6 separate regions of the Homo sapiens genome follow, and regions 2, 3, 4, 5 and 6 are each linked to region 1. The links are chromatin contacts, found by Hi-C or POLR2A ChIA-PET in ENCODE. All regions are on one chromosome and are shown on one strand. The core of a region is the stretch at or near the end of the contact, and the rest is flanking DNA. Distances in the headings are between cores, read along the strand shown.

Region 1 (4,798 bases), core at 658-3,157:
ATAATGGCTGTTAGGTGAAAATAAACTACTGAAAAGTGTACCCTTTTAACTTGAAATACAACAACCACAAGAATGGCCTAGGTTTGCAGATAAGAAAAGCCATTACAGCATTAAGACTTCACTTATACACAATCACTGCCCAAAGAACCTACCCAATTTTTTTTCCTTTTTCAACATCGAGGAAGAACCTACACAATTTAAATGCACTTAGGAAATAAGGCACAACAGTCCAAGATCCAAATTTCATAAACTACCCATTGAGTAAAAAAAGTATTAAGACTAGTAACTTTGGACAGATTTTTGCATCTAATGGATTTTTAAACTTATTGTCAAACGTACAAAATGATGCAATCCTTTGTTACTATTTATCCTAAATTTATTTTAGTTCTATTCCAAGTCAAGAATGTTAGTTTCCTGCAGATCACATGGGGCGGGGGGGAAAAAGAATGTTACAGGACACTGAATCCATCTGAAAGTATAACAAGTTCTGAGCTGATTCAAGGCTTCACTGTTAACAACTTCTCCAAGTAGAGTATATAACCTGGACAACCTAGACCTCCAGCACACCCAATTGAAGAGAAGATATTTAAGCAAGTTAGCACAGCTCTTGTGCAATAGAAAGCTTTCCCTAAGTTGTTAATACTCAAAACCCACTCCTTACTGTTAACACTACCATAAATAACCCATTAGGCCCTCGCAGTTACATCAGCTTTAAGAATACCATCTGCCATATGTCCTAGTAGAGTGCAACAAATGGATGCAAACATTACCCAAACATCAAGTGAAATATGAAAAGAATCTGTTATTCTGTGCTTTAATTCGATGTTGTTTAATGTGAAAAGACTTAGAACCAAAAGTAAATCGACCCACTACCTCAAAATTCCCTACAAGATTAATTAAACGAGACTTAATCCTTCATACTTGCACTTTTTCCGTCACAAACAGGAAACTCCGAAGAAAAGGAAATAGAAAAAAGCCTATTTTTGCTAAGAGGAATAACGGCATTGCTTCCAACCCCCACAGTGAGTGAACAAATGAAAAAGCAACGGGAGGAAGTGACGGGGGTAGGCGGTGGAAAGCTCAATTGGAGTCCTAAGCATGCCACCCGGCTCAGAGATGCCCTAAAACATCTGTTAAGAGCAGCTGCAACAGGGAAACCGGAGTCGGGGGATGAGGGCCGCGAACTGGACGGACTGAGAGTTGTGCCCGCACGTTCAGTCTCTTCTTGGCCAACTCTTTGCTCACCTCCCAAGTCCCCATCCCGCTTCCTCCATAAAGAAAAATCCCCAATAAAAGCAAAGGCAGAGAAGACAAAGAGGCAGGAGGAGGCTGCAAGGAGCGTCCACAACAATGGAGAAGATGGAGCGAGCGAAACTCCTGAGGACAATGAAGGGAGGTGGAGAAGCGCCGAGGGAAACGCTGCTGACCCGGGCCCCGCCAGTGGCGGACGCTGGACACAGGCCGGGCCGCACCGTCCCTGTCATCCCGGACGCCGCGGGCTGGGGCCGGGCAAGCGGGCGCCGCAGGGCCTGGGGGCGCTGGCGGGGCCTGCGCGGGTTCGCGGGCAAAGGCCGGCGGGACTCACCGGCATTCTGATCTCGGGGCCAGAGGTAGTATGTCGCCGGGATCACGATGAGCCCCACGAAGGAGGTGAGGAAGTAGAAGAAGGTGTTCCCACTGTCATCGTACTGGAACTGCTGCCCGGCCATGGCACCCCCTCCTCCGCCTCGCTCTTCTCACCGCCGCCGCCACGACCACGCTCTGCACTCCCGCTCCCAACGCCCCGGCCCGAGTGGCGTAGCTTGGACACTGCCGCCGCCGCCTCTCCTCCCCGCCCCCACGCCACTCTCACGGACACGCCGCCGCCACCTCTGCCGCTGCCGCCGCCGTCGCCAGCTCTCGCGAGAGGAGATAGTTCCCGCCCCGCTCAGTTTTCCCTCCCCCTGCGTGTCCCCAGCGAGCTCGCTAAGGGAGACGTGGCGAGCGCAACGGTGGAACTCGGCGAGGTCTCGCCCTTAGCCCCGCCCTAACGTCAAAGCCCTCCCCCAACCCCTCCCCTAGGGTCCCGCCCCTAACCGCTCCGCCTTCCTCCACCGCTCAGTTTCCCAGCGCACCACGCCGGATTCCGGGCGTCGGCGTACAGGATCCCAGAGAAGGCTTCCCGCCGGAGCAGCGGTCGCGGGCGGTTCACCTGGCTGCGCAGGGGTCCCAGATATTCAGAGAAGAGCTGAGGCTCAGCCTGTCCTGCCCTCTGGATTAATTGCCCTGGTTGATCACGTTTCCTTGGGTTCTGGATCTGCTCCTCCAGCCCCCATATTTTGGAAACAAGTGTCATTTAGAATAGGGGGTGGGAGGCCGGGCACAGTGGCTCACGCCTGTAATCCCAGCACTTTGAGAGGCCGAGGCGGACGGATCATGAGATCAGGAGTTCGAGACCAGCCTGACCAACATGGTGAAACCCACTCTCTACTAAAAATACAAAAATTAGCCGGACGTGGTGGCGCGCGCCTCCATCTCAAAAAAAAAAAAAATTGGGGGATGGGGAGGTGTGGGTTGCGGGAGGTGTGGGTTGCAGTTGTGTTTTCAAAGCAATGTTTACTATCTGGCCGGGCGCAGTGGCTCATGCCTGTAATCCCAGTACTTTGGGAGACCGGGTGGATCATGAGGTCAGGAGTTCCAGACCAGCCTAACCAACATGGTGAAACCGCGTCTCTACTAAAAATACAAAAACTAGCCGGCTGTGGTGGCACGCGCCTGTAATCCCAGCTACTCAGGAGGCTGAGGCAGGAGAATCGCTTGAACCCGGGAGGCGGAGGTTGCAGTGAGACCGGATCGCTCTCCACTGGGCGACAGATTTGAATCTACGCTGTGCCCATCTTGCAGATGAAGATTTCCCCAAGCCGTTACAGATGGTTCCCTACCCATTCCAGAGCTGCTAATTATAACCACCAGCTTCAGGCGGTAGGCTGAGACCTTTATTGTTTTGTGTCATTTAGTCATCAGTAAACCCCATGGAATAAAGCAAAGTATGTCTGCTCTACAAATGAGAAAATTGAGGCCCAGAGAGACTGCCCAAGGTCCCTCACAGTAAAAGAATGTCTGAGGATTCAAACCCATATCATTTTGATGCCACAAAGCCAGTGTGCCCTTGACCCTCCATCGCCCAGGACCTTAAAATTTCCTGACAGTGACTGGCATTCTCCCTGCGGGTTGTGAACAGGAAACTGCATTTCAGGGATGGACGGTGGCGGGAGCAGTCGCTCTCGGGAGCCTCTCCTTCCCCTGGCTGTGGGACCCTAGAGGCTGGTGTCCGCTGAGCTGGAAACTGGACTTCTGCCCAGATCTTTGAACGACCCCACGGTCCAGCGGCAGCTGTGGCTGGGGTCTATCCCAGAGTCCATTGCCCCTCTCTGGGTTAAAAGGATAGCCCACCTGGTTGCAGAGATTGAAAGGACTAATTGTGAAAATGCTTTTCAAAGGAGAAAGTGTAATATGCAAATACCAAATATTACACTATATTTCAAGGACTCATTTTAATACTTTATACTCTGTTAACTAAATGCATTATAATATTCCTTCCATTGTTGGAGGAAAAATCTGGTTGCTCATTGTCTTTCATTTCATGTCTTCAAAACTAGTATCTTAATCAGTAATGCTTTCCTTCATAATAGATTGTGTTCATATGTATTCTCTCTTCCCTTCAAATTTCCTATCTACTCACTTTGAAAGGAAATTTCTGAAATTCATTTCTATGCATTTCCCTCCTCACTTTTTTTCTGCACAAAGTTCAAAACTATATTATAGGTGAAAAAATAAAACCAAGAAATGAAGGGAAGGTTGAACTATGAAATCAACATAGCATTGTGATCTCCCAACGCTGATATACCCAGAGTGAACAATTTGCCTTGCTACAGAAAATTAGTCACAGACTTGTTGCAGCTGAAGTGAGCAGGATCATGAAGTTCCTTTTGTTTGTTGAATATGTTATTAAGTCTTCCTCGGTTTTAATAATGTTGAACTGTTTTTTTATTACTCCTATTATGTTTTGCTGGGCATTTGTTTAAAGATAATACATCAGTTTTGTAACCTTGTAGCAATATAAGTTATTGATGATAAATACTCCCCTTCTTTCTTTCTGCAGGAATAATATTTTCACTGCAGCTTTGGGGTCATGCCTAAAAGTGGCTTGAACCAAATTGAAATAGCAATTTGAAAAAACCCCAGATCAATCTAAAATGTTATTTTTTTAACCAAAGCATGTTCAAGATTTGAAAATGTATCCTCTATTTTCAAAAGTATACATATAATTTATCCTAGAACTTAATATTACTGAACATAGATAACCTCAGACCACCCAAATATTCTCCAAAGCAAATCTTAATCATACCTTTAATTAATTTAATCGCAATTTCTGATTCACTTTTTTTTTTTTTTTTGAGACAGGGTCTCATTCTGTTGCCCAGGCTGCAGTGCAGTGGTGCATTCTTGGCTCACTGCAGCCTCTGCCTCCAGGTTCAAGTGATTCTCATGCCTCAGCCTCCCGAGTAGCTGGGACTACAGGCGTGCACCACCACACCCGGCTAAGTTTTGCATTTTTAGTAGAGACAGGGTTTCACCAAGTTGGCCAGGCTGGTCTCGAACTCCTGACCTCAGGTGATCCGCCCACCTCAGCCTCCCAAAGTGCTGGGATTACAGGCATTAGCCACCATGCCCAGCAGATATTTTTAACCTAATAAAATTGTTTCAAGAAATTATTTTAGTGAGATATTTAATAAAAGTAAATTAATATGGCTGGGTG
Region 2 (4,798 bases), core at 606-3,105, 1.6 Mb before region 1:
CCTCTTGTTCATTATTTTCCAGTCAAACTAGCTAGTATGCGCCTGCTTCAGGGCTTCAGTGGCAGCTCCTTCCAAGTGGCACCCTTCTTTATCACCCGTAGGCCTCCAAGTTAATATCATCTTTTCTATGGCCACCACTCCCATCTCTTGGCATTCCCTATACCCCTGCACTGCTTTGGTTTTTTTCTCTAGCACTTTCCGCCACTTGACGTACACAGTTGGCCCTTCCTACCCATGGGTTCTTCGTCCTTGTATTCAACCAATCATGGATGAAAAAATATTCGGGGAAGGAAAAAAAAGTCAGTACTGAACATGTATAGACTCTTTTTTGTCATTATTCCCTAAACAATACACCATAACAACTATTTATACAGCATTTAAGTTGTATTGCGCATTATAAATAATGCAGAGTTGAACTAAAGATAGGAGGATGTGCATAGGTTATCTGCAAACACTACACCATTTTATATCAGGGACTTGAGCATTTGAGGACTTTGGTATCCAAGGGAGGTCCTGGAACCAATCTCCCACAGATGCCGAGGGACAGGAAAGACTGTACCTTAATTTTTGTATCAATGTCTTCTCACCCCATCCCCAAAGTGGAACTTCATGATGGCAGGGATTTTTATTCTTTTGTTTACTATTTTGTTTACTGTTTTGTCCAGTGCCTAACACATAGGAGGTACTCAGTTTGGGGGAAATTAATGAAATAAATACACACTTGAGGTGTGTGCACTATTCTAAAAATCCATATCCATACAGTTCCATTCTGTACACTTTCCCCCAATTTTAAGTAGCATATCTTTGAAGATAAAAGCACAGGCTTAAATCTGGTGTAAAATACCTCTCAATTACTACCCTGAGCACAACATCGTTATTTTCAAATTCAAAATTCAACCAGAAACTCCCTCTATGGAAATCACAAATAGTTCAGTTCAGAGCCAAGTATCCAGTTTCAAGGTCTCAGAAATTTAACAAGCCAATTCTGGAAGGCTTTGGAAGTTCAGCTACTGTCTGGTAAGTCTCCGGGTTCTGATTGCTCAAGACAGGCTGTACCTCCTCACCCCTCAGAAAAATCTAGAACCAATAGTTTCCTAGGTTCCTCAAGTTCAGGATAATTTTAAAATAATCCAAAGTACAAATGAAGTATGTAAAAGTGTCTTGCCAACAGAAAATGTCTTTGGTAGCACTAAATATTGTTATTGAGACAGGGAATATCGTAAATAGATAAATTGCTTGGAGGACATACCCACCGAGTTTGGACAGACTCACACTGCACTGTGCAATAAAGGTTTAAATAACTGTGTTCCACAAACAATTCAGGTCCTGAACTGAACTCTAGAGCCTGCGACTAGACTCTCGCTTTCCTACCTTAGTAAGCAACAGACATGTACCCCAAGAGGGACCCCGCAGGCCACACCCGCCAACCGGCCCCAGGGCTCCGGGCCGGCGTCTCGCCAACTCCACCTTGCCCGGAGGAACCACCTTCACCCGCCATCGCGGCCGGGCGGGCGCTCCTCCAGGCAACTACTCACCCCTCCTTCCTACCACACCTACCTGGCCCCTCCCCAGCCCTCCTCCTCTAGGAATTTCCTCACACAAGGTGGACACACACACGTACCCTACTCCAAGCTATGGCTCCTCCTTCCGGCTCCCCGCACTGGTGGGGACGCCCAGATTCCGCGCTCCGGTGGGGCGGCGGGGCAAGCTGCCCGCCTGACACACTGTCCTGCGGGGACGCGGTAGCAGGACTCCAGGAAGCCCGCGCAGCCGCAAAAAGCACCGGCGCGGAGGTCGGAGCTGAACCCTGCTGCACTTCCGCCCTCTGGTATCCAGCGAATACAACCGGCAACGCTGCGGAGCCCTGGCAGCGCACCACAAGTCCAGTCACCCTCGGCGCCCGGAGATGACGTCACGAGACCCCACGTGGTCCGAACTCCGCCCTCCGTGTTCTGCCTAACCCAGCAAGGAGGCCCGAGTCGCTCTTGAGCATGCGCCAACGGGGCAGTACGCTTGAACTCGCGACCAAACCTCTCCAAGTTCATAGCTTCTACCCTCTTCTGAGAATCTTGCGTCAAAGCGTAGTTATTGGGGCTTGGGGAGGTTAACTTAACAGTTCCACAAAAACAGTTTTTAAAATACTGAAACACTGCCTCCCTAGAGCTTGATCGCAACATCCCTTTCTTCCTGGCATCACACAACAGTATTAATAAAACATTAGTTTTCAAAGTACTTTCCCATCCATTTTCTTATTTGATCTTCTTCTCTACTTTGTTGGAACCACCGCAGGCATTAATAACCTAATTTAACAGAAGACTATATGAGCACTGAACCCTCCCACCCATCCAAGAGTACATATCTTTATCTTACTCTTTGTAAAAATAATTGGGGCCGGGCGCGGTGGCTCACGCCTGTAATCCCAGCACCTTGGGAGGCCGAGGCGGGCGGATCACGAGGTCAGGAGATCGAGACCATCATGGCTAACACGGTGAAACCCCGTCTCTACTAAAAATACAAAAAAAATTAGCCGGGCGCGGTGGCGGGCTTCTGTAGTCCCAGCTACTGGAGAGTCTGAGGCAGGAGAATGGCGTGAACCCGGGAGGTGGAGCTTGCAGTGAGCCAAGATAGGGCCACCGCAGTCCCGCCTGGGCGAAAGAGCGAGACTCCGTCTCAAAAAAAAAATAGTAATAATTGGTAAACTTACTAATAAAGAATCTTTGAATTGGCTCTATCCAGAAGTCTTAGCAGGCATTTAAGGTTTTTCTCTTAATTACACGTGCCTTAACGCCATGCATGTTAAGTAAGTACTGTGCTGAGACTCAAAACAGGTTCTTGATAATTGGGAACATAAGGAAAATTCTAGTAGTAGCCACAGGATTCTTTTAAAAAGAAAAATCTTCTTGGAGTTGGACTAAGTACAATGATTTTCAAATGGTAAATTACAGTACATTAGTGGGTATCTAAATCAAGTTAGGGAAGCATGCCCAGCATCTTTTTAAATGAAATAAAATAGAAAATATCAGCATGCTTCACACATGTAAAGGGTAAATATTGTGTCCCAAAATTTTTACTTCAGTATGTATGTGGTGTACACTGGATAGGAATGTGAAATACATTTCTTAGTAAGGGTAGCAGTCAGAAAAGTTTGAAAGCCACAGTTATGGTCCTCTTCACCTACTCAATGCAGAAATCCTCACTACAGTGTCCCCAGTAAACAGCTATTAGCCTCTGTAAGAAAGCTTGTGGGATTAAGGTGCATTGCCTTCCCAGTGTCAGACAAAAGTATATAAAATTTCCTTTAAAATGTATCTAAAAAATAAGATGGATTTAGGGGCGCATAGATGGATAAATATGTGATTAACCAAATATAGTAAAATATAATGGTAGAATATAATGGTAAAATATAATGGTAGAATCTAGATGGTAGAATCTAGGTTCATTGTAAATGGGTATTCACTGTAAAATTTGTTCAGCTTTGCTGTGTGTTCAAAATTATTTCCTAACAAAATGTTGGGACCAGGCACAGTGGCTCATGCCTGTAATCCCAGCACTTTGGGAGGCCCAGGTAAGAGGATAGCTTGAGCCCAGGAGTTCAAGACCAGCCTGCACAACATGGCAAGACCACATCTCTACAAAAAACACAAAAATTAGGAGGGCATGGTGGCATGCGCCTACAGTCCCAGCTACTCCAGTGGTTGAGGAAGGAGGATTACATGAGCCCAGGAGGTCAAGGTTGCAGTGAGCTATGATTGTATCACTGCAGTCTAGGTAACAGAGAGAGACCCTGTCTCAAAAAAAAAAAAAAATTGTTTTGGGGGAAACTATGTATGAAGAAACCCAATAGGTGAAAGGTGATTACTTGATTTGACTTAAAATTCAACTTCCTGTAATTTTTATAAATTGACCATTTTCTTTCTTTCTCCCCTTGTCCTTCTCTCTTCCTCACCCATCTACAACATACAACAGAAATAACTAACTCTTCTTCTAAAAGACAGCATTTCAATATGAAAAGGTAGCTCTTGTGCCCCGTAATGCACTCAGGGATAAACATTGTCATTTCTTTCAGCCATTCTTCACATGCCATATCTCTCCTCTGGATATGGTCCAGTTATCAGCATTCCTATTAAATAGTTGTTACACTTGTTTCTATATGATGATCATGCTCCTTGAGCAAAAATTTGGAAATAAAGGGAATTGTATGTTTCGTCTCTGTCATTTCCATTTGTGAACATTATGCCTTTTCTCCAAATCAGTGGCACTGCAAATTTTTAATTTTTTTTCTATGAAGATAACTTTTAAAGAGCTCTTTTTGTTGGCCTTACCATTTCCTCCAAGTTTTAGCTTATTGGGGGTGACTCTCTGTTGGGAACAAGACCCCCAAAATCTGGCCATAAACTGGCCCCAAAACTGGCCATCAACTAAATCTCTGCAGCACTGTGACGTGTTCACGATGGCCATAAAGCCCACGCTGGAAGGTTGTGGGCTTACCGGAATGAGGGCAAGGAACACCTGGCCCGCCCAGGGCGGAAAACTGCTTAAAGGCATTCTTAAGCCACAAACAATAGCATGAGAGATTTGTGCCTTAAGGACATGCTCCTGATGCAGTTAACTAGCCCAACCTATTCCTTTAATTCGGCCCATCCCTTCATTTCCCGTAAGGGATACTTTTAGTTAATTTAATAGCTATAGAAACAATGCTAATGACTGGCTTGCTGTTAATAAATACGTGGGTAAATCTCTGTTCGGGGCTCTCAGCTCATTTCTGTGTGTGTGTCTTTAATTCCTCTAGCGCCGCTGG
Region 3 (4,798 bases), core at 1,668-4,167, 1.5 Mb after region 1:
TGAGAGGGGTTCTTGAACCAGGCTACCTGGGTTCAATCCCAGCTCTGTCACTAACGGGTGACTCTGGCAAGTTATTTAAGCTCCCTAGAACTTGGTTGCTTCATCTGTAAACTATGCACTTTAGCAACCCTCTCTTACATATGAGTAAATATGATTTTAATCATACAATGTATAATGAGGATATTACCCACCTTGCAGGATTGTGGAGAAAATTAACTGCAATAACATGTATAAAGGCTTTATTACAATGCCCATCACACAGAAGTTGCACAGTAAATGGAAGCTATTATTATCATCACTACTCCCAATTCTGCAACACACTGCAATCAGCTTTGAAAACATCATTACCTGTGTGGCTCCTCTGGTGGATTGCTAAAAAGTGATTGTACTTAAAGACCTTGCCACAGTCTTTACAGCGGGCCTCAGGGCCTCCAGGGCGCTTTCTCCTTCCACAGATCCTCTTGGCTGAACCATGGTCCTCTTGATCCCCAACAAGTTTGTAATCTTTAAGTTTGACGGATCTCCAAATCCTCCGCTTGCTGTATCGACTCTGGCTTGCCTGGCCATCCTCGGTCTTGGGATCATAGTTCTCATCTTTTTCAACTGGCATTTCCTCCTCTCTACTTGGCTCACAAGTAGGCTCCGATTCTTCCTTTTCTTTTGCTGCAATTTGCTCATTCAGTACACCACTGTCTCCTTTAACCACAAAGTTTTGTCTATTCTGAACTGAATTGTTCACTCTTAACTGTATTTCTTCCTCTGCAGCCAGTTCTGATTTCTCCTCCTGCAATGTATTGACTTTTTTTGGTCTTCCCCGTTTCCGCTTTGGAGGATCGTTTTTCTTATTAGAGATAACAACCACTGGGGCACCAGCAGTGTTCAAAGTTGTTGGCTTTGGGGAGCTATGATTATTTTGGAAGTCTGTGTAAGCCTTTACCAGGTCATAGACTTTTAAGAACTGAGCAGTAGCCAGGATTTGTTCTGTACTTTTCTCACTGGCATGGAGATAACCTGTGTAGATAAATTCCAGCAGGATACCAAAGGTGTCTGCAACCATGCCTTCCAGCATATAAATGGATTGGCCGATTTCCCCCTCTTCTGCAAACATCATTGAGAAGTATTCACTACTGGCAGCAAGTAAGGCTTTGTGGGCCCGGAAATGTACATTCTCCACGATTAAAGTAATGTCACAGAGGAAGCCTTTCTTCCTCTGATCCTCAAAACTGGCCAGCACAGTGTCACTGTGAGCGTCTGAGTGTACAACAAGCTGCCCAGAAGGCTCTGGCGATGTTTCTGCCATTTTCTTCAGAAGCCACTAAGGGTTAAATCTGAAATAAGAAAACAAGGTTTAAAAAGGAGAAAGCACTGTCTAAAAGGTTAATGCCAGCCCACATGAACTTCCTATTCACTTCACATCATTAACTGAATTTTACCATTACCATTTTTGTCTGTCTACAAACTTAGCTCTGGGCCCGGGCGCAGTGGCCTCACGCCTGTAATCCCAGCACTTTGGGAGGCCGAGGCCGACGGATCACTTGAGACCAGCCTGGGCAACATGGAGAGAATTCATCTATACAAAAAATACAAAAATTAGCCTGGCGTGGTGGCGCCCGCCTGTGGTCCCAGCTACTCAGGAGGCTGCGGCAGGAGCATCACCTGAGCCTGGGAGTTCGAGGTTGCCGTGAGCCGTGATCGTGCCACTGCACTCCAGCCTGGGCGACAGAACGAGACCACCACCTCAAAAAACAAAAACAAAACAACTTAGCTCGCGGTTTTTTTTTTTTGAGACGGAGTCTCGCTCTATCGCCCAGGCTGGAGTGCAGTGGCGCAATCTCGGCTCACTGCAACCTCCGCCTCCCAGGTTCAAGCAATTCTCTCCCTCAGCCTCCTGCCGCACATTAACTAGCTGAGTGACTCTCCAGTATTCATGGAACGGTTCAGGGTCTACCTTCTATAAAATGAAGGAATGGGATTAACCATCTCCAAAATCCTCCGCAAGCACGAACTTTCTATGGTTGCACAACTATTTCAGGGAGAACGAAGCTGCCTCCATCTCCCAGATTATTAGCCATTTCGTATGTGGGAACCAATGTGAAGAGTGAAGAAATGTGCACGTGCAAAGTGAATGTGAGGTAGCTGCAATAAAATACTAATAACTTAAGCTGCGTGGGGCCGCCAGACACACTAGGGGCGGCGCGGAGCCCCCCGCAGCCCCGGGTGGTCCCAGCAGGGAGAGGTGGCGCGGAAAGACCCCCACCTCCCCGCCCAGGCCCCGCGGGCCCGACTGGGGAGCACACGGCGGGGGAGGGGTCGGCGCGGCAGACCTACCGCTCAGGGGCGCCCGGTGGGGTCCGGGTCGCTGCCAACTCACCCGGCGGCCTGGCGGGAGACCCACGCCGGGGCCCGCTGGCCCTCCGCTCCGCCCCGCCCGCCTCTGGGGCTTCTGCGCCGCACCGGTTTCTGCTCCTGCGCCGCCGCCGCAGCCACAGCCACAGCCAACCCGGAAGCGCGGCGCCAAGAGCCGCTTGCGCGCGGACGCCGAACCACGTGGCCCGCAGAGGCGCCCCTGGAGGTGGGGGCCACGAGAGCGGCGGGGAGGGGAAGGGAGGTGAGGGGCGGGGCGGGGCGAGATGGCGGGGCGGGGCGGGGCGGGGCAAGGCGGGGCAAGGCAGGGCAAGGCGGGGCGCGAAGGCAGTTCAAGGGTTGGGGCGTGGCAGGGGAGGGGAGGGGCAAGGCGGGGCGAGAATGCAGGCCTGGGGTCGGGGGAGCCGCGGCGGGGCGGGGCAGGGCGGGGCGAGATGGCAGGCCCGGGGCTTTGGGGCCGGGGCCGGGGCCGGGGCCGGGGCAGGGCGGGGAGGGGCGCGGCTTCGGAGGAGGGACAGTGGCCGGGGCGGGGCGCGGCCAGGGGCGGGGCGGTGTCGGCGCCCGAGGTCCTGCGTGTGGCACTGCCGGGGAGCCCAGGCAGGAGCGACTTTTGCGGTGAATTGGGGGCAATGGACAGGAGAGGCGTTGTGACCCCTCCCTTTGGGAAGTTTTATATCGTATTAAACTGTTAGCTCAACGCCAATACCTTAATTTTATCTCTTCTCCGACACCGAATCTGGTGTTGTTCTTGAATGTATAAAGGCATGAAATCCCCCTTACCGTCATCATCATTGTCATCATCATCACCATCGTCATTATCTAGTGCTAATATAATAACTATTACTTACCTCCTAAATGTTTTTCACATCTGCCTCCTTTTCCTCCCCACTCCTGATGCCTTAGTCTAAGGGAATGAAGAGAGCACTGCAGTCAGAGAAACCTGGGTTCTGAGAGATCTTGGGCAAATTACTTACCCTCACAACTTCTTTACCTTACCTGTAAAATGGAGATGTTAACACTAGTGCCACTTTGGTAGGGTTGCTATTGCATAAACAAAATTAAGTATGTAATGGGCTTAGGAAATGCCTGGTTTAATTCGTCTGCTGTGATTAAAATGATCATTATTATTCAAACTTTCATCATCTTTGTTCAATAGACTGTTTCTAACTGGTCTCAGCTGCAGCGTTGTTCTCTTTAATTCGCAGAAGTACAGAGGATTTCTCCAAGTACATATGAGATCCAGAGACTAGAGTCACTCCTTGGCTTAGAATCCATGTGGCTCCCACATGCCCTCTGGATAAAGTCCAGGCTTCTTAATGTGGTCTACAAGCCCCATCCAGATCTACTCCCCACCTGCTTCCATCCATTTATTTCAGCATTTTCTCTCTCTTAGCCAATACCTAATTACTTATTTTTCTGCCCATTTCCAGATTCCCAACATGCCATCTATAGCCTCCCTGATCTTGAACCGGAGGTGTAATTAGCAACCTGGCTCTTACATTTTTACTAGATTTTATTAAAACTAGCTCAAGCCACACATGCTCCTTCTCTGAGGTTTCCCTTTCATATTGAATTGTCTCTAAGTCCTCTGGATTTGTGGGGGTACAAGTGGGATGGGGAGCGCTCCCTGACTTCTGCATACCAGCAGGAAGTTAGCTACCTCATTGTTTCTTGCTGCTACGAGGGTTGCAGTCAAATCACTGTCCCTCCAGAGGTCCTCAACGGCATAAGAAGACTCAGTGCCAAGGTAAGCCAGGTACTTCCATTTCCTCATTCAATCATTGCTCACTGGAGCATAATCCTGCGAGGAAAGACTGAGTCTGGAGGATCTTCCAGCATCAGCCACCCACAACACAGACTAGCCCTTTCTTCAAGGCAATTTTGTTTTGGATCCATACTGACTTTTTCAAAACTTTTGTTCTTGTTAAGGCCAGCCGGTCTACCCCTAACAGGTCTTCTTAAATTTAAATCTTGCAGAACAGGATTTGGGGTGTCATACATTCATCTAACAGATATTTATCGAGTGTCTACTAAGAGCCAGACATTGGCGTCAGGTGTTGGGGATACAGCAACTAACAAGGCCTTTGCTCTCATGAAGCTTACATTCTACTAAGGGGAGACAGGACAAATATACAAGTAAACTAATGAATAATAGTTTCAGAAAGTGTTAAATTTTATAAAGAATGATGATGGAGACTGACAGGGAAGTGAAATCAGGATAGGGTGACATTTGAGCTGAGATCTGAATGACATGGAGACAGCTGTGGGAAGATCTGGAATAAAAATGTTCTAGGCAAGGGAAAAGCAAGCATAAAGGCTCAGACTGGGAAGGAGCATCTGATGAACGGCAAGGACTGTGTGGCTGGAGCACAGTGAGTGAGGGGCAGCAGATGGAGTGGAGAGTTGCCAGATTTCACAAATAAAGACACAGGAC
Region 4 (4,798 bases), core at 1,130-3,629, 1.5 Mb after region 1:
TTCGTCTGCCCATCTCTAAATGGAGGCAGTTTAATTACTCAGCCTTCTCAGCCCATTTCTACTCCAAAATCCTATCATTCAATGCTGTCCTAAGAAATGAACAGACTAGAAGACCCAAACCAAGTTCTACTTAGAATTTCTTCCAAGAAAAAAAAAAAAAACTCTATTAAAGCTATTTATTAACCACAAGAATTTCTCTCCTTAATTAGAATCTTGAGTCATGATTCAAATTATGTGTATGTAGAACTAAAAATACTGGCACAATCACATTGGCCAATTCATATTGGATCAAATAAGTGGGTGACACATGAAGTCAGTTTAAAGAGTCCCATTCTAAGGCTGGGCACAGTGGCTCATGCCTGTAATCCCAGCACTTTGGGAGGCTGAGGCGGGCAGATCACCTGAGGTCGGGAGTTCGAGACCAGCCTGAGCAACATGGAGAAACCCCAACTCTATGAAAAATACAAAATTAGCCAGGCATGGTGGCACATGCCTGTAATCCCAGCTACTCAGGAAGGCTGAGGCAGGAGAATCGCTTGAACTCGGGAGGTGGAGGTTGCGGTAAGCTGAGATCGTTCCATTGCACTCCAGCCTGGGCAACGAGGGTGAAACTCCGTCCAAAAAAAGAAAAAAAGGAGTCCCATTCTAATGTTTTTGCAAACGGTAAAACCTAGCAGTAGCCTAGGTTAAAACCTGAGCCATTACGACAGGATCCTCCTTCCTCTGCCCCATACCATGTTCTGTCACCTCCCAATTTCTTATCTCCTGGGCCCAGAAACTGGGTCCCTAGTACTGTAGGTGGCATGTTTAAGTCACCTGTAATATGGCTTTGTACCTGCAGGCCAGTATCTTCAAGCAACAAACCCATGGTCCTGGGCCGGGAAGCTGTGGCTGCAGTATAGCCAGAGACAGAGCCCATGATTTAAAAAGTGACATCTGCGCCAAAGGTGTAGAGAGTGCCATGAGAGGATGTGACAACATGGTTTGATTGAGGTTAGAGGACAGATGAGTACTCATGAATCAGAGTGGGGGCAGACAACTTTCAAGGCTGAGAAACCACCTGCCACAAAGCCTTCAGGCAGGAAAGAGCTGGGTATGTTTGGGGAACACCAAGGAACCACGTGACGAAATGAGAATGGGGAAGAGGGTCCCAAGAGGAAGTTGGAGATTTTATTCTAAAGGCCAATGGAAACTCTGTAGAAGGATTTTAAGCAGAGCAGAGACACGGTCATATTTATCTTAATAACTAATGCAAATCCATTCATTCAGCAAGGCACTCTGTTTGATGCTAAGCTAAGGGTACAATGGTGAGCCCAAACAGATCACCACTTCCAGTGGAGAAAGCCCAGCAGGAGGTGGTAGAAAGGATCAATCAGGTCTTTGTCAGGAGTACAGGCAAGTGACATGGTATAGTGAGGATGGGAGAAGTGGATGGAGTCAAAAGATATTTCAAGGTGAAACTGACATAACATGGCCATGAATTGGGTGTGGGGGTCAGGTGGGCCCCTTCAAGAATGACACCCAGCTTTGTCTCTTGGCTTGGAGTGGGTAAATCACAAACTTGGGGCCCCCATTCTTTCCTATTTTTCCTTCCCACCTTATTCCTCTGTATGCTGCTTTTTACTCAATACCTTCCCCAGAAGTCAAAGCACAATTATGATTTCATAGATTCTGAGATAACACAAGGACTCTACCTTGAGAGGCTGCAAAGATTAAACACATAAATAGGTTCAGGATCAGTTAAATACTTGCCCATATTTTTGTAATAAGACTGCCTTTGCCCTTCAAACACTAAGATTATAAGAAACATTTATCCAGAAGCCACTTAATTAACCAAACTAAAATTATCTTGACAGGTGGATTTTTAAAATGTAGTTTTGTTTTTAACTCTGATTTAGTCTAAGGAAGCTTCAGTTTGACTTTTCATTTAACAAGGATAGTCATATGAATGAACTAAAACCAATACCCAAACTATTCTTTTGGAAAATCATCTTTGAATTATATTTAAAGTGACATATTATGGATATTATGAATTCAGAATAAAAGTTCTCTATCCTGACCCCTGCTCAAATTTTTTCCTTTTTTCACACTTCACACTGAATATAGTACCACTTTTCAGACTCATAAAAAAGCTAAGATCCCTTGCTGTTACCAAAATGTGTTTAAATTCCTACATTTTGTATTACTGAGAATGTGGGCTGAGTACAGTGGCTTGTGTCTATAATCCCAGCACTCTGGGAGGCTGAGGTGGGAGGATCACTTGAGCTCAGGAGTTTGAGACCAGCCTGGGTAACGTAGTGAGACCTTGTCTCTAAAAAAAAATCTAAAAATTAGCTGAGTGTGGTGGTGGTGCATGCCTGTGGTCCCAGGTACTCAGGAGGCTAAGAGGCTGTAGTGAGCCATGATCATGCCACTGCACTTCAGCCTGTGACAGAGCAAGACCCTACGTAAAAAAAAAAAAAAAAAAAGAAATGTAATCGAATGAGCTTTAGTTTAAAAGCTGTTGATGTCCCATGTTTCAAGTTAGAATGAAATATATATATAAATACACACACACACACACACACACACACACTCCAGTAAGCTAAAGTCTTTTGCTGCTTAATTATGTGTAAAGGATTTGAGAGCAGGATAAACTATCACAACATTCCAGCTTCTTTTAGAGGTCACTCCTTGAGAGCTGCTATTTACAAAAGGCAAGGCAAGCAGATTTTTCACAGGTCATTCCTCTTTATCTGCTATTTACAAAAGCAAAACAAAGAGTTTTCTTTCAATTCTTAAGAGTTTAGGCTTAAGTTTAGAAACTGAAAATGAAATTTTACCTTAATGCTTATTAAGGATAACAAAAATAAAACAAACCTACCCTAAACTTAAAATATCCTCAGTCAAAAATTTGAAAAAAGGGCTCACTTACAGAGGCTCCTGTTAACTAAGACATTTTCACCTTACCAGTAACTTTCATCCAACTGGCAAATTTCGATTAAGCTTTTTTTTAAATTATACTTTAAGTTCTAGGGTACATGTGCACAACATGCAGGTTACATAGGTATACATGTGCCATGCTGGTATGCTGCACCCATCAACTTGTCATTTACATTAGGTATTTCTCATAATCCTATCCCTCCCCCAGCCCCCCACCCTATGACAGGCCCTGGTATGTGATGTTCCCTGCCTTGTGTCCAAGTGTTCTCATTGTTCAATTCCCATCTATGAGTGAGAACATGTGGTGTTTGGTTTTCTGTTCCTGTGTTAGTTTGCTGAGAATGATGATTTCCAGTTTCATCCATGTCCCTGCAAAGGACATGAACTCATCCATCCTTTTTTATGGCTGCATAGTATTCCATGGTGTATATGTGCCACATTTTCTTACCAATTAAGCTTTAAATCAATAGTAGTGAAACACTAACATGATTATATGGTAGTTACTGAATTTCTGTAGACCGTAACTTTCACTACTATTGTTTTATGTAAAAAAGTTATAATTGTATGCAGGTGGCACATGCTTGTAATCCCAGCACTTTAGGAGGCCAAGGTGGGAGGACTGCTTGAGGCCAGGAGTTTGAGGCCAGCCTGGGCAATATAGTGAGACCCTGTCTCCACTTAAAAAAAGAAAAAAGTATGCTATAATTCCAGACATAGACCCTCAATTTTAGTCAAAAACTTCTATTACATTAAGCAGGTCACATTCTTTAATTAGTAAGTTCTTATTAAATATGTAATTTTTAATAAGAACTTAATAAGTGGGAAATAAATTATGTATTTAATAATAAATAAGAAATTACTTATTTAATAAGAAAATTGTCCTTTTCTTTTGGTTCTATTAACCTTGGGAATAAGAAATCCAGCTTAAAGTTTTAAAAGCCTGTGCCCTAGTTCTGGTTCTACCACTTACTGTATGACATTTGGCAACAGACTTTCTCTTTGGGCTCCATGTTCTCATCTGTCCAATAAGCATAATAATTACTCACCTCACCAGAATGTCATGAAGATTAAGATGAGACATGCTTCCAGTGGTTAAGGTGTGTCCCAGACACTGCTCCCCTCCTCACTCAGATGCCAGTTGTTAGGAGGTAAATTGTGTCCCCCTACTCCAAATTCACATGTTGATGTCCTAATACCCAGCATCTCAGAATGGGATTGTATTTGAAAAGATGATTAAATGAGGACATTAATGTGGGCTGATCCCATACAACTGGTGTTCTTAAAAGAGAGTAAGACAGAGGGAAGGACATGTGAAGATACAGGCAGGGGAAGACAACTAGAAGGGAGGCCTCAGAAGAAACCAACCCCACTGACACGTTGATCTTGGACTTTCTATTTTTTCAGTCACCCAGTCTGTGGTATTTGTTATGGTAGTCATGGCAAACTAATATACCAGTCATGAACAGAGGGGACTGGAGTCCTCCAACCAGAGGGTGCTATATTGTAAATCTGTGTGCCATGACATGGAAGATGTTTGAGACCCAGTAAGATATGATACAGATTTAACAGACCTGGCTTGGCTCCTGGACAATAGTAAGGACTCCATATTTGGAAGATATTGTTACATTCCCATTTATGAAAACCTAGATAAGCATCTATAATGAGAATCCTAGGTAAGCATTTATAATGAGAATCTTTTTTCATTCCTCAGCATCATTTAATCTGTTGCTCACAACATTTATAACACAAGAACCAACTGTAGAAAATACAGAGTAGAGGTGAGTTTCAAGAAGCACTGGGCAAGCACTTGAATAACTGATTTTGATGGTAAGAGCTCCAATCATCCCAAGGCAGACCCTCTTCTGGGAGAAAACCA
Region 5 (4,798 bases), core at 1,718-4,217, 1.5 Mb after region 1:
TCTCCTACCTCAGCCTCCCAAGTAGCTGGGATTACAGGCACCCGCCACCACGCCCAGCTAATTTTTGCATTTTTAGCAGAGACGAGGTTTCACCATGTTGGCCAGGCTGGTCTTGGCCAGGCTGGTCTTGAACTCCTGACCTTAGGCGATCTGCCTGCCTCAGCCTCCCGAAGTGCTGGGATTACAGGCGTGAGCCACCGCACCTGGCCCGGTTGACTGCTATTTCTAACCATCTGGAATAAACTATAAATCCAGCAGTTTTCAAATGAAACACATGTCTTTTTAGTAATTTAGTATTTGTTGTAGAACGGACTATATCCAAATGAAAATGTATGCAATATTTGTTCCTATTCTCTACAAATTTCAATCTTTTGTGTGTTTGGTTTTTACATTTTGTTTTTTATTTTTCAATTGACATATAATAATTGCACATATTTATGGGGTAGTGATGTCTCAATACATATAATGTATACTTATCATTAGCATATCCATCATCTCAAACATTTATTATTTCTTTGTGTTGGGAACATTCAACACAAATCTAAATCTTTGTCAGTTAATCAGGCATCTGGGATCGCTCACAAATTATCATGTTAGGAATACATTCAGATATCCTTTATTAAGACAGAACTAGAGGCTGGGCATCACCGTGGCCCATGCCTATAATCCCAGCACTTCGGGAGGTCGAGGAGGATTGCTTGAGCCCAGGAGTTCAAGACCAGCCTAGGCAACACAGTGAGACCCCCATCTCTTCCAAAAAAAGAAAAAAAAAACTAGCTGAATTTTCATATTTGAATATAACTACAGTAGGTAAAAGTTTAAGAAAGGGAAAATTGACATTATTAATACAATAAAGATATTGTTTTCTCGACCTACTGTCTTCTACATCAGGGGTTGGAGAGGAATAATTTTTAGATTTGTAAACAGTTTTTTGTTTTTTTTTTTAAGACAGAGTCTCACTCTTGTTGCCCAGGCTGGAGCACAGTGGCACGATCTCAGCTCACCGAAACCTCCACCTCCCGGGTTCAAGCGATTCTCCAGCCTCAGCTTCCCGAGTAGCTGGGATTACAGGCGCCCGCCACCATGCCTGGATAATTTTTGTATTTTTAGTAGAGATGGGGTTTCACCATGTTGGCCAGGCTGGTCTTGAACTCCCGATTTCGTGATCTGCCCGCCTCAGCCTCCCAAAGTGCTGGGATTATAGGCAAGAGCCACCGCGCTCGGCCTGTAAACAATTCTAAAAAATCAAAAGAATTGTATTTCACGTTATGTGAAAATTATACGCAAGTCAAATTTCGTGTCCATAATATGGTTTTACTGGAATACTGTCATTCATTTCCATCTCTGTGTCTGCTTTTGCAACACAGGAAAAAGCTAAACAGGTGTGACTGAGACCCTATTGCCAAGAAGGCCTAACATATTTACTATCTGGACTTTACAGAAAAAAACTTGTCAACACTTTCTTTACAATGTGGAGTCGGCACAGAAAATATGTGCCTTCAGAAAAAGAGCGAAAAAAAAGAGAAAAAAAATCTCTGAAACTCATTAATACATTAACTTTGTAATTAACTTCATGGCCATTAACTTTGGTAATAAAAGGTTGCTGATCCCGTCTGCCCAAGCAACACAGACCACAATTTCTACTTTTGATGATTCATGTATTATTTTCACAGACTTCTGATCACTTGTTTTCTTTTTATTATTTATTTATTTTGAGACGGGGTCTGGCTCTGTCGCCCAGGCTGGAGGGCAATGGCGCGATCTCAGCTCTCTGCAAACTCCGCCTCCCGGGTTCAAGCGATTCTTGTGCCTCAGCCTCCTGAGTAGCTGGGATTACAGAGACCGCCACCACGCCCGGCTAATTTTTTGTATTTTTAGTAGAAACGGGGTTTCACCATGTTGGCCAGGCTGGTCTAGAACTCCGCCTCTGCCTCCCAAAGTGCTGAGATTATAGGCGTGAGTCACCGCGCCAAGATATCTTCTATTTGGGAACATTTTGTTGTCAAGTATCCAGCTGGGTACTTCGGGAGTTAAAAACATTAATTAAGGCATGGTCCTGGAGTCAAGTGAGCTTCGGCGAGAAGTTTGCCATGGACAGCATTTCTGGAGCAAACCCTGTAAGAAGGGCTGAATTCTACATGCCGACATTTCATACATTTCTCCTGCATTTCAGGTTGTAAGTGTGCTGCAGCATGACTGATCTGGCCAAATTCTTCCAGTTTCCTCAAGTGCTTTTCCTTTAGTATCGTTCTGAGTGTTTACAAAGAAATGATTTTCCAAAGCACTTGTGAAGCATCTAGTTCGATTGGAACGCAGTGACGGCTCTATAAAATTCAAAGAAAAGAATCTCCCCGCATGAATAGTTAACAAAAATCGCTTGGGCCGAGGTGGCGGGGTTGTAAAAATTAGCTAGTTATATAGTAATCATTTTTCCATAAATTTAAATATCTCTAATTAAAGAAAAAATTGACGTAGAACAAAATCTGCGGGTGTGTGTGTGTGTGTCTCGGAGGGGATTACCTTATCTCCCAGCGCGGTTCTGAACCCTTCCTTCGCTCAGTTCTCCCTTTAAAAGTCGCCAAGTGGAACGCCCGCCCCCGGACCCGCACTTGCCCCCCTATACTCTCCTCCCGGTCCTCCAGACGGAGCCCGCCCGGCCAGGACACGCCAGCCCCTTCCTCGGCCGGTGGGGCCTCGACCCCCGCCGCCTCGAGGAGGCGCGGCGCCTGCAGTCCACGCGGCCGAGAGCGGGTAGCGGGGAGGGCCGCCCACGACGGAGGTTTCTCTGTGGTTACCTCAGCGGCGCTCTTCGCAATCTGAAAGTTGGGGCAGCTGAAGAGCCCCACCACCTTCACCTGCAGCGGCCGCTCCGGCAGCGACGGCGAGCCGCACCTAGCGTGCGGGGGCCCGCACGGCTGCGGCCTTGCCATGGCCGCGCCCGGGGACGCCCGGTGACCCCAAACACTGCGCGTCGCTCCGGCAACCGCGCGGCCCCGCCTCCGCCGCTCGCAGGAGGCGGGGCCCAGGGGCGGGTCGAGGGCGGCCCGTGGCGGCTGGGCCTTTCCTCAACTTTGCGCCTGTTGCTGGGCCGCCGGCGCGCGGGCGGCCGCGACCGCCGGGGACGAGCTTGGAGGAAAAGGAACCGGGAGCCGCCCACCCGGGGGCGCTCTCCGGACCCCCAGGGTCCTAGCGCGCGGCCCTTACCGAGCCTGGGCGCCCGGATTTCGGCAGCGGATCGCCTTTCCGGGTTGGCGGCCCGCCTGATTGGGAACAGCCGGCCGGTTGCCGGGGGAACGCGGGAGTCGGGCCCGACCTGAGCCACGCGGGCTTGGTGCCCACCTGTGCGCGCCGCCTGCGAAGAAGGAACGGTCTGGGGAGAAGGCGCCGCCGGCCGCCCCCGTCCCCACCGCGGCCGTCGCTGGAGAGTTCGAGCCGCCTAGCGCCCCTGGAGCTCCCCAACCATGAAGCCCAACTTCTCCCTGCGACTGCGGATCTTCAACCTCAACTGCTGGTGAGTGCGTCTGCGGAGTGCGGTCTGGGGGCCACCTTCCGTTCGCACCCATGCAGCCTTCCTCCCCCTATCCCGCCCCACGATCTCAGGGTGTAGGGAAAACCCGAACCTCCAAAGTCCACATCTGGCCCCAGCGCCGGTGGTCCCAGCAGTCGCCTCCCCTGCCCCGCTCTTCCCTTCCTTAGGGGCATTCCGTACTTGAGCAAGCACCGGGCCGACCGCATGAGGCGCCTGGGAGACTTTCTGAACCAGGAGAGCTTCGACCTGGCTTTGCTGGAGGAGGTGAGATTGTGCAGCACGGTGCGGAACCCAGGCTGGGAGGAGGGACAGACCGTCCCACTGGGGAAAGACCAAGCAGGCATCCTCACCGCTTCCCTCAGGTGTGGAGTGAGCAGGACTTCCAGTACCTGAGACAGAAGCTGTCACCTACCTACCCAGCTGCACACCACTTCCGGAGGTGAGAAGCCCACTGGCCTGAAGCCTGTTGTCATCCCAGGAGGCTCTTGGCCCTGCCAGCCCTTCCCTATCCTGCCTGCACTCTCCAGTCTCCTCCAGCCTCCTCTCCCTCTGGATGTGAGAGAAGGAGAAGGGTGAACCAAGAAGGTCCTATGACTTCAGCCCATTTCAGCTTTGTTTTCTGGCTGCCCTATACTCCTCCAAAGGCTGTCGCCTTGGTTCTAGGGCTAGTCCCAGCAGTAGAAAAAGAAAAAAATAGCTGATCAGAGCTGGAAGACAAGGGAGGGGAAGAAGGCTGGGTGTCTCTCCCTGTTTTTCTGGTTATTAAGCAGGGCTTGGCTTTCAGCGGAATCATTGGCAGTGGCCTCTGTGTCTTCTCCAAACATCCAATCCAGGAGCTTACCCAGCACATCTACACTCTCAATGGCTACCCCTACATGGTAAGGCAGACCTTTGACCTCTTCCACCTCCCTTCCCCACCTCCAGTAATACAAGGTAGAGGAGGCAGCCCTCTGAGAGCTGCAGGGGATGGGCAGAAAGATGGTGGCGGTGCCCTGAGTTTCTATCTCCTCCTGCCTGCAGATCCATCATGGTGACTGGTTCAGTGGGAAGGCTGTGGGGCTGCTGGTGCTCCATCTAAGTGGCATGGTGCTCAACGCCTATGTGACCCATGTGAGTGAAGCTGGCAGTGCCTAGGGCTGGGACATGCAGCCCAGTCCTGGGACAGAGAGATGGTACTTCTCTAGCTCTCATACCTGGGGATGAGGTGTGGGGGCAAGATCTTATAAGGAAGCAATGGGCAAGGCTTATCCATTGTATACCAAACACCAT
Region 6 (4,798 bases), core at 1,250-3,749, 1.3 Mb before region 1:
AAAATAGACATGTCTCTTGCTTTCTTGCCAAGGGAAATAACTGCTTCCTACAGTTTACAGTCTTCTACTCATTATTTTATTTCCCCAAGCTACTGTTTCAGATATCTTCTGCAATGACAATAAATATCCTCAAAAGGTAGGAGAAAAAAAAAAAGAGGATAACTTGCGAATAATATTACCCATTCAAGTCATAAAAAACTAAGATGTTTCAAGAATACTATATAAAAGTAAAATGTTTTACAGTGTTATATTATTAAACAGCAGCCAAGAAAAGTCTAGATACAGCCATTCTGTTTAAATGAAAATGTACACGGCATGAATTACGCATGTGCATTTAAAGAAATAAAAAGCTAACAGACCTAAACGAAGACAAAATGTAAAAATTACTCATAGATAAAATACTGCTAATTTAAGTTTGTTATCTTAAGTCAGAACAAAAATATAAAAAGGCATAGAAATAGTGACTGAATGACAACTGCGTATGTGAAGCACTGAAACAGGTTGACAAAGCATGGGATCAATCTTGAAAGAACTTACAATCAAAGGAGATGAAAAAACATGCTGATCATTGAGTAAAACTTACCACTAAAAGACATATCTTATAAAAAACTGAATTCTCTTCAAGCCTAATATAAAAAGAATAAAGGAAAACGGCATGCCCAACTGGTAGTAGCAATTACTACTTCAAAACAAAGAATACAAACGTAGACTTCATGAGACAATCACAGTAAAGTCATTTCAATGCTTTTTTTTTTTTTTTTTTTTTTTTTTTTGAGATGGAGTCTCACTCTATCGGCAGGCTGGAGTGCAAGGGCGCGTTCTTGGCTCACTGCAACCTCCGCCTTCCGGATTCAAGCGATTCTCCTGCCTCAGCCTCCCACCAACACAGTGAAACTCCCGTTTCTATAAAAATACAAAAATTAGCTGGGTGTGGCGGCGCATGTCTGTAGTCCCAGCTACTTGGGAGGCTGAAGCAGGAGAATCGCTTGAACCCGGAAGGCGGAGGTTGCAGTGAGCCAGGAAAGCGCCCTTGCACTCCAGCCTGCCGATAGAGTGAGACTCTGTCTCAAAAACAAACAAAAAACCCCATAAATTCTAAACTGACTAGGAAACAACTATACTTCCGAAGCCTGTGACGGATCTCAGAATACCACAAAGTTCCCTGGACAGAAATTTAGCTACAAACATAGGCAGGGCGCAATGGCTCGTCTGTAATCCCAGCACTTAGGGGGCGGAGGCAGAGGATCGCCTGAGGTCAGGAGTTCGAGACCAGCCTGACCAACATAGTGAAACCCCATCTCTACTAAAAATACAAAAAATTAGCCCGGTGTGGTGGCATGCGCCTGTAATCCCAGCTACTCGGGAGGCTGAGGCAGGAGAAATTGCTTGAACCCAGGATGCGGAGGTTGCAGTGAGCTGAGATCAGGCCACCGCACTCTAGCCTGGGTGACAGAGTGAGACTCAGTCTCAAAAAAAAAAAAGTTAGCTACAGACACAGTTCTCAAGTCTGAACTTACATATTTAAGGACGCATGAAAACAATCAAGCTTATATTTTGTCAATACAAATGGCCAGAAGGATTCCCTGGCCATTGCAATTTCAAAAATTTTGGAAATATTTGCAGAGGTATTGTTAAAAACCTAAATGATTCATTTATGTAAACCAAAGAAGCGTAGTCAATTTTTTAAAACGGCATACCTTATGAAAGTGATTTTTTTAAAAAAGGTAACAATGTCTTTTGAAAACTTACTTCTCATATTAACGTCTATAGGATTTACACTGGCAGCGTGAACTTTGACAATGACTTCATTTGGATAGTGTATGATAGGCATCATCATGTTCTGAGTGAATCGAAGCACTTCATTCTTCCCATATTTATCTATCACCCAAGCAGGCATGACAGTGCTCCTAGGAGAGGTAGTACTAATCCTTCTAACTGAAGGCTTTTGGACAACTTTGCTTCTCCAGAAGCAAACCGCAGTGCATGCATTTCTTCTAAGTACACAAGTCTTCAGAAATTCCATTGTAAACACTGGTTGAACTGCGTGCTCAAATTCAAATACACTTGGACTGGATCAAACTCTCACCCCTGAATTCAGTCAAATTCTGCCAAACCACGGGCTAGTTTCAAAATTAAGCATGCAAAACGGAGCATTCGAAAATGAAGCTAATCTAATGGAGAAACTGAAAGAAGAATACGGAACTGTTATTCCGCTCTTCGCATATGAAATGCTCGAATTAACGTTCCAGTCAGTATTCTGTCCATTCTCCTCCCTCACTTTCACCCCCTCCACTTTAAAAAAAAAAGGGGGGGCGGGGCATTAAAAAGCAGGTGCGCAAACCCCCTAGATCCCTGCCCTGTCCTGGGAGCCCTCGGCGGGACAAGCAGACACCGCTCGCGATCCAACGCCAGAGAATCGAACGCTTGCCGACTGCCGCCGCGACCCTGGCCCGGAATCTCCTTGCCTGCCCGCTCTCCTTAGCCGCCGGGATGGCTTTGCGGCGCCAACCAATCGCCTACAAAGATCATTTCCTCGGGCTGCAATTCAACCAATCCAAGTACTCGGTGTTGAAGGGCTCAGTGACAATTAAAGATGGCTGCGCCCATGTAACATCACTAGCGACCGGTGACCTCTTTTTCCCCCTTGCCTGGCTCCTGTGGTGGCAGGCTGGGCACGAGGACCATGCTGGGCCGGAGCCTCCGAGAAGTGAGTGGAATTGGCCCGCTGAGGCCCCCGGGAGGGCGGAAAGTTTAACGGACTTCGTTGACAAAGAGTCCCTGGGCCTTACCACGCATCTTGGCCCACCTCGCTGCTTCCTCTAGAACTGAGTGGGGGATAAGTACCTTTCGATTCTTCGGGTGTACTCGCCGTACCCATTCAGGAGTTAGGACCTTAGCAGGGAAATCTCTGCACCGCGGATCTGTAGGGTGGTGAAGCGGCTTCTCACCATTAGACATTTGCTCTGGTGTAGGTCGGGATCCGGATGGTCTCGGAGTGGGCTTTGCCAAAGGGGGCTTGCGGGGCCACTTCAGTCTCTCTTCTGTCCCCGACACTTAGCTGCAGTTGTCGCTAAGAAGCCCGGCGAAACTGTAGTTTGCAAAATTCAAATGAGTAATTTTTGGCTTTTTTCAAAGAATTCGTTCTCTAGGATTTACCTACCACTAAGATACCAGTGATTTCCTAACCCGTGTCTCCATGTCCTGGACGTCGTGTTTGAATTCTAGACTGTATTTGTGAATGCTTTCTGGGCAGTTCTTCTAAATGTCACATAAGCACCCTCAAATTCACTTTAATCGGTGTTGAAGTAATCATTGTAACAGGACTTACCTCTCAACCCCCGTCTTAAAAAAGCTCTGGTATTTCTGAATTCTTAATAGACTCTTTTTAATGGCACAACTATTATCTCATTTGCCTTTAGATTCTTCCTCATCTTTCATATCCAATAAATCACTAAGCCCTCTTCATTCTATCTTGCAGATATGGCTGGAATCTGCCCTCTTACGTTATTTCTGCTGTTATAGCTTTAATTCGGGTCTTTTTGCTTCCTGGTTCACGTCACTCAACCTTAGAACTGTCTGCAGGCCCATTGCTATCAGAGTCACATAAAGCACCTGTTGAAACTAAAACTATGCCCCACTCTAGACTTAATTAGAGCTGTGTGGTAAGTTCGGGAGTATGGTTTAATGGAGGCTCCAGGTGATTTCTGGTAAGAAGTAGGCGCTGATGACCTAAACTGCCTTCCATCTTCCTTTTTATTCCACCCTAGAAGTTGTCGTTTTGTTTGTTTCCCAGCTGGCAGCGTGGAATTATAATTATAGATAGCTGTAATATATAATGAGAAATTGAAATCCACAGGCTTTAAATAATAGTTCTTCCCCCAAAATACATTATTATGTTATCATTTTAAATTGCGTCGAATCAAATTTGTTCTTTAAAAAATAAATATGCCCGGCGCGGTGGCTCACGCCTGTAATCCCAGCACTTTGGGAGGCCGAGGCGGGTGGATCACGAGGTCAGGAGATCGAGACCATCCTGGCTAACACGGTGAAACCCCATTTCTACTAAATATACAAAAAATTAGCCGGGCGTAGTGGCGGGCGCCTGTAGTCCCAGCTACTCGGGAGGCTGAGGCAGGAGAATGGCGTGAACCCGGGAGGCGGAGCTTGCAGTGAGCCAAGATCACGCCACTGCACTCCAGCCTGGGCGGCAGAGCAAGACTCCGTCTCAAAAAATAAATAAATAAAATAAAAATAAATAAACAGACAACACCCAAAACTTGTTTTAAAATTAAATACAACCTATAAAAATATGTTATTTCCTTTTTCTGCCTTTTCCACTGTCAATCTAAGTAACAGAAAGAGACTCTAAAGAAAATATTTATTTTGGAGTAGCAATGCAATGGGAATATGTGTAATATTGTAAACTATGTGCCTATTCAAGAAGGTTGAGGCAAGGGATGTTTTTAAAGACAGAATGAGAAGGATTACTTAAATTATTTTGAATCAGTTATCCTTGGCCACAAGGATCAGTCACAAAGGTGGCATCAGTCCAAGGTTGGATGGCCAGTTGCTGGACAGACATTCTTACAGAAGTACTCGTGTGTGTGGAAGGTTGCAATGGCCTTTGTGCAAGGTTGTGTTTTTTGCAGTCTTATGATTGTTTTTAAAAAAAAATTTTAATGGGTACATAGTAGGTGTATGTATTTATGGGGCACATGAGATATTTTGATACAGGCATACAATGCATAATAATCACATCAGAGTAAATGGTGTATCCATCACCTCAAGCATTTATCAT

The links. A loop is a pair of places that touch in the nucleus more often than their neighbours do. ChIA-PET counts read pairs that join two places held with the same protein, here RNA polymerase II (POLR2A). Pooled maps may share reads with other maps.
Region 2: a map of B cell shows a loop between it and region 1 (9-fold over the local background). The contact joins the promoter of ATG5 here to the promoter of SEC63 in region 1. A Hi-C loop is called at or near these places in 4 of 168 maps with a recorded cell type or tissue (B cell, CD14-positive monocyte, CD8-positive, alpha-beta T cell and 1 more), 1 of 37 single-sample maps with no recorded cell type and 13 of 50 pooled maps. POLR2A ChIA-PET finds 5 or more read pairs at or near these places in 1 of 52 experiments (naive thymus-derived CD4-positive, alpha-beta T cell).
Region 3: a map of heart right ventricle shows a loop between it and region 1 (5-fold over the local background). The contact joins the promoter of ZBTB24-DT here to the promoter of SEC63 in region 1. A Hi-C loop is called at or near these places in 3 of 168 maps with a recorded cell type or tissue (CD4-positive, alpha-beta memory T cell, heart right ventricle and naive thymus-derived CD4-positive, alpha-beta T cell), 1 of 37 single-sample maps with no recorded cell type and 14 of 50 pooled maps. POLR2A ChIA-PET finds 5 or more read pairs at or near these places in 1 of 52 experiments (GM12878).
Region 4: a pooled map shows a loop between it and region 1 (7-fold over the local background). The contact joins the enhancer-like site here to the promoter of SEC63 in region 1. A Hi-C loop is called at or near these places in 3 of 37 single-sample maps with no recorded cell type and 12 of 50 pooled maps. POLR2A ChIA-PET finds 5 or more read pairs at or near these places in 1 of 52 experiments (activated CD4-positive, alpha-beta T cell).
Region 5: a map of naive thymus-derived CD4-positive, alpha-beta T cell shows a loop between it and region 1 (17-fold over the local background). The contact joins the promoter of PPIL6 here to the promoter of SEC63 in region 1. A Hi-C loop is called at or near these places in 1 of 168 maps with a recorded cell type or tissue (naive thymus-derived CD4-positive, alpha-beta T cell), 2 of 37 single-sample maps with no recorded cell type and 18 of 50 pooled maps. POLR2A ChIA-PET finds 5 or more read pairs at or near these places in 1 of 52 experiments (activated CD4-positive, alpha-beta T cell).
Region 6: a map of naive thymus-derived CD4-positive, alpha-beta T cell shows a loop between it and region 1 (24-fold over the local background). The contact joins the promoter of RTN4IP1 here to the promoter of SEC63 in region 1. A Hi-C loop is called at or near these places in 1 of 168 maps with a recorded cell type or tissue (naive thymus-derived CD4-positive, alpha-beta T cell), 1 of 37 single-sample maps with no recorded cell type and 9 of 50 pooled maps.

The regions. Positions count from the first base shown.
Region 1 is chr6:107,956,301-107,961,098 of GRCh38, forward strand. It overlaps SEC63 (SEC63 protein translocation regulator), which reads right to left and starts at 1,908. Exons shown (of 21, transcript NM_007214.5): 1 at 1,586-1,908. The coding sequence starts at 1,709. RefSeq lists enhancers at 1,347-1,948, 2,551-3,151 and a silencer at 1,571-2,110.
Region 2 is chr6:106,323,905-106,328,702 of GRCh38, forward strand. ATG5 (autophagy related 5) reads right to left here and starts at 1,856. Exons shown (of 8, transcript NM_004849.4): 1 at 1,622-1,856. RefSeq lists enhancers at 1-18, 1,666-1,715, 1,736-2,055.
Region 3 is chr6:109,480,727-109,485,524 of GRCh38, forward strand. ZBTB24-DT (ZBTB24 divergent transcript) reads left to right here and starts at 2,918. Exons shown (of 4, transcript NR_187591.1): 1 at 2,918-4,111. ZBTB24 (zinc finger and BTB domain containing 24) reads right to left here and starts at 2,493. Exons shown (of 7, transcript NM_014797.3): 1 at 2,372-2,493; 2 at 349-1,328. The coding sequence starts at 1,300. RefSeq lists an enhancer at 1-485 and silencers at 2,184-2,473, 2,554-2,993.
Region 4 is chr6:109,457,977-109,462,774 of GRCh38, forward strand. ZBTB24 (zinc finger and BTB domain containing 24) reads right to left here. Exons shown (of 7, transcript NM_014797.3): 7 at 4,618-4,798. It also overlaps a transcript of MICAL1 not described here. Among named protein-coding and RNA genes, the nearest start is that of MICAL1, 4.6 kb to the left of the region's middle. RefSeq lists an enhancer at 1,168-1,217. Within about 2 kb of position 2,380, at least 4 of the 41 ENCODE cell types and tissues checked have a DNase peak (open chromatin) inside an H3K27ac peak, as active enhancers do.
Region 5 is chr6:109,437,661-109,442,458 of GRCh38, forward strand. It overlaps PPIL6 (peptidylprolyl isomerase like 6), which reads right to left and starts at 2,968. Exons shown (of 8, transcript NM_173672.5): 1 at 2,796-2,968. The coding sequence starts at 2,930. It overlaps SMPD2 (sphingomyelin phosphodiesterase 2), which reads left to right and starts at 3,064. Exons shown (of 10, transcript NM_003080.3): 1 at 3,064-3,511; 2 at 3,697-3,793; 3 at 3,892-3,968; 4 at 4,314-4,407; 5 at 4,550-4,639. The coding sequence starts at 3,462. RefSeq lists silencers at 2,559-3,378, 3,020-3,225 and enhancers at 3,639-3,708, 3,869-3,948.
Region 6 is chr6:106,626,999-106,631,796 of GRCh38, forward strand. RTN4IP1 (reticulon 4 interacting protein 1) reads right to left here and starts at 2,500. Exons shown (of 9, transcript NM_032730.5): 1 at 1,750-2,500. The coding sequence starts at 2,023. QRSL1 (glutaminyl-tRNA amidotransferase subunit QRSL1) reads left to right here and starts at 2,580. Exons shown (of 11, transcript NM_018292.5): 1 at 2,580-2,707. The coding sequence starts at 2,684. RefSeq lists enhancers at 2,582-2,721, 2,752-2,811.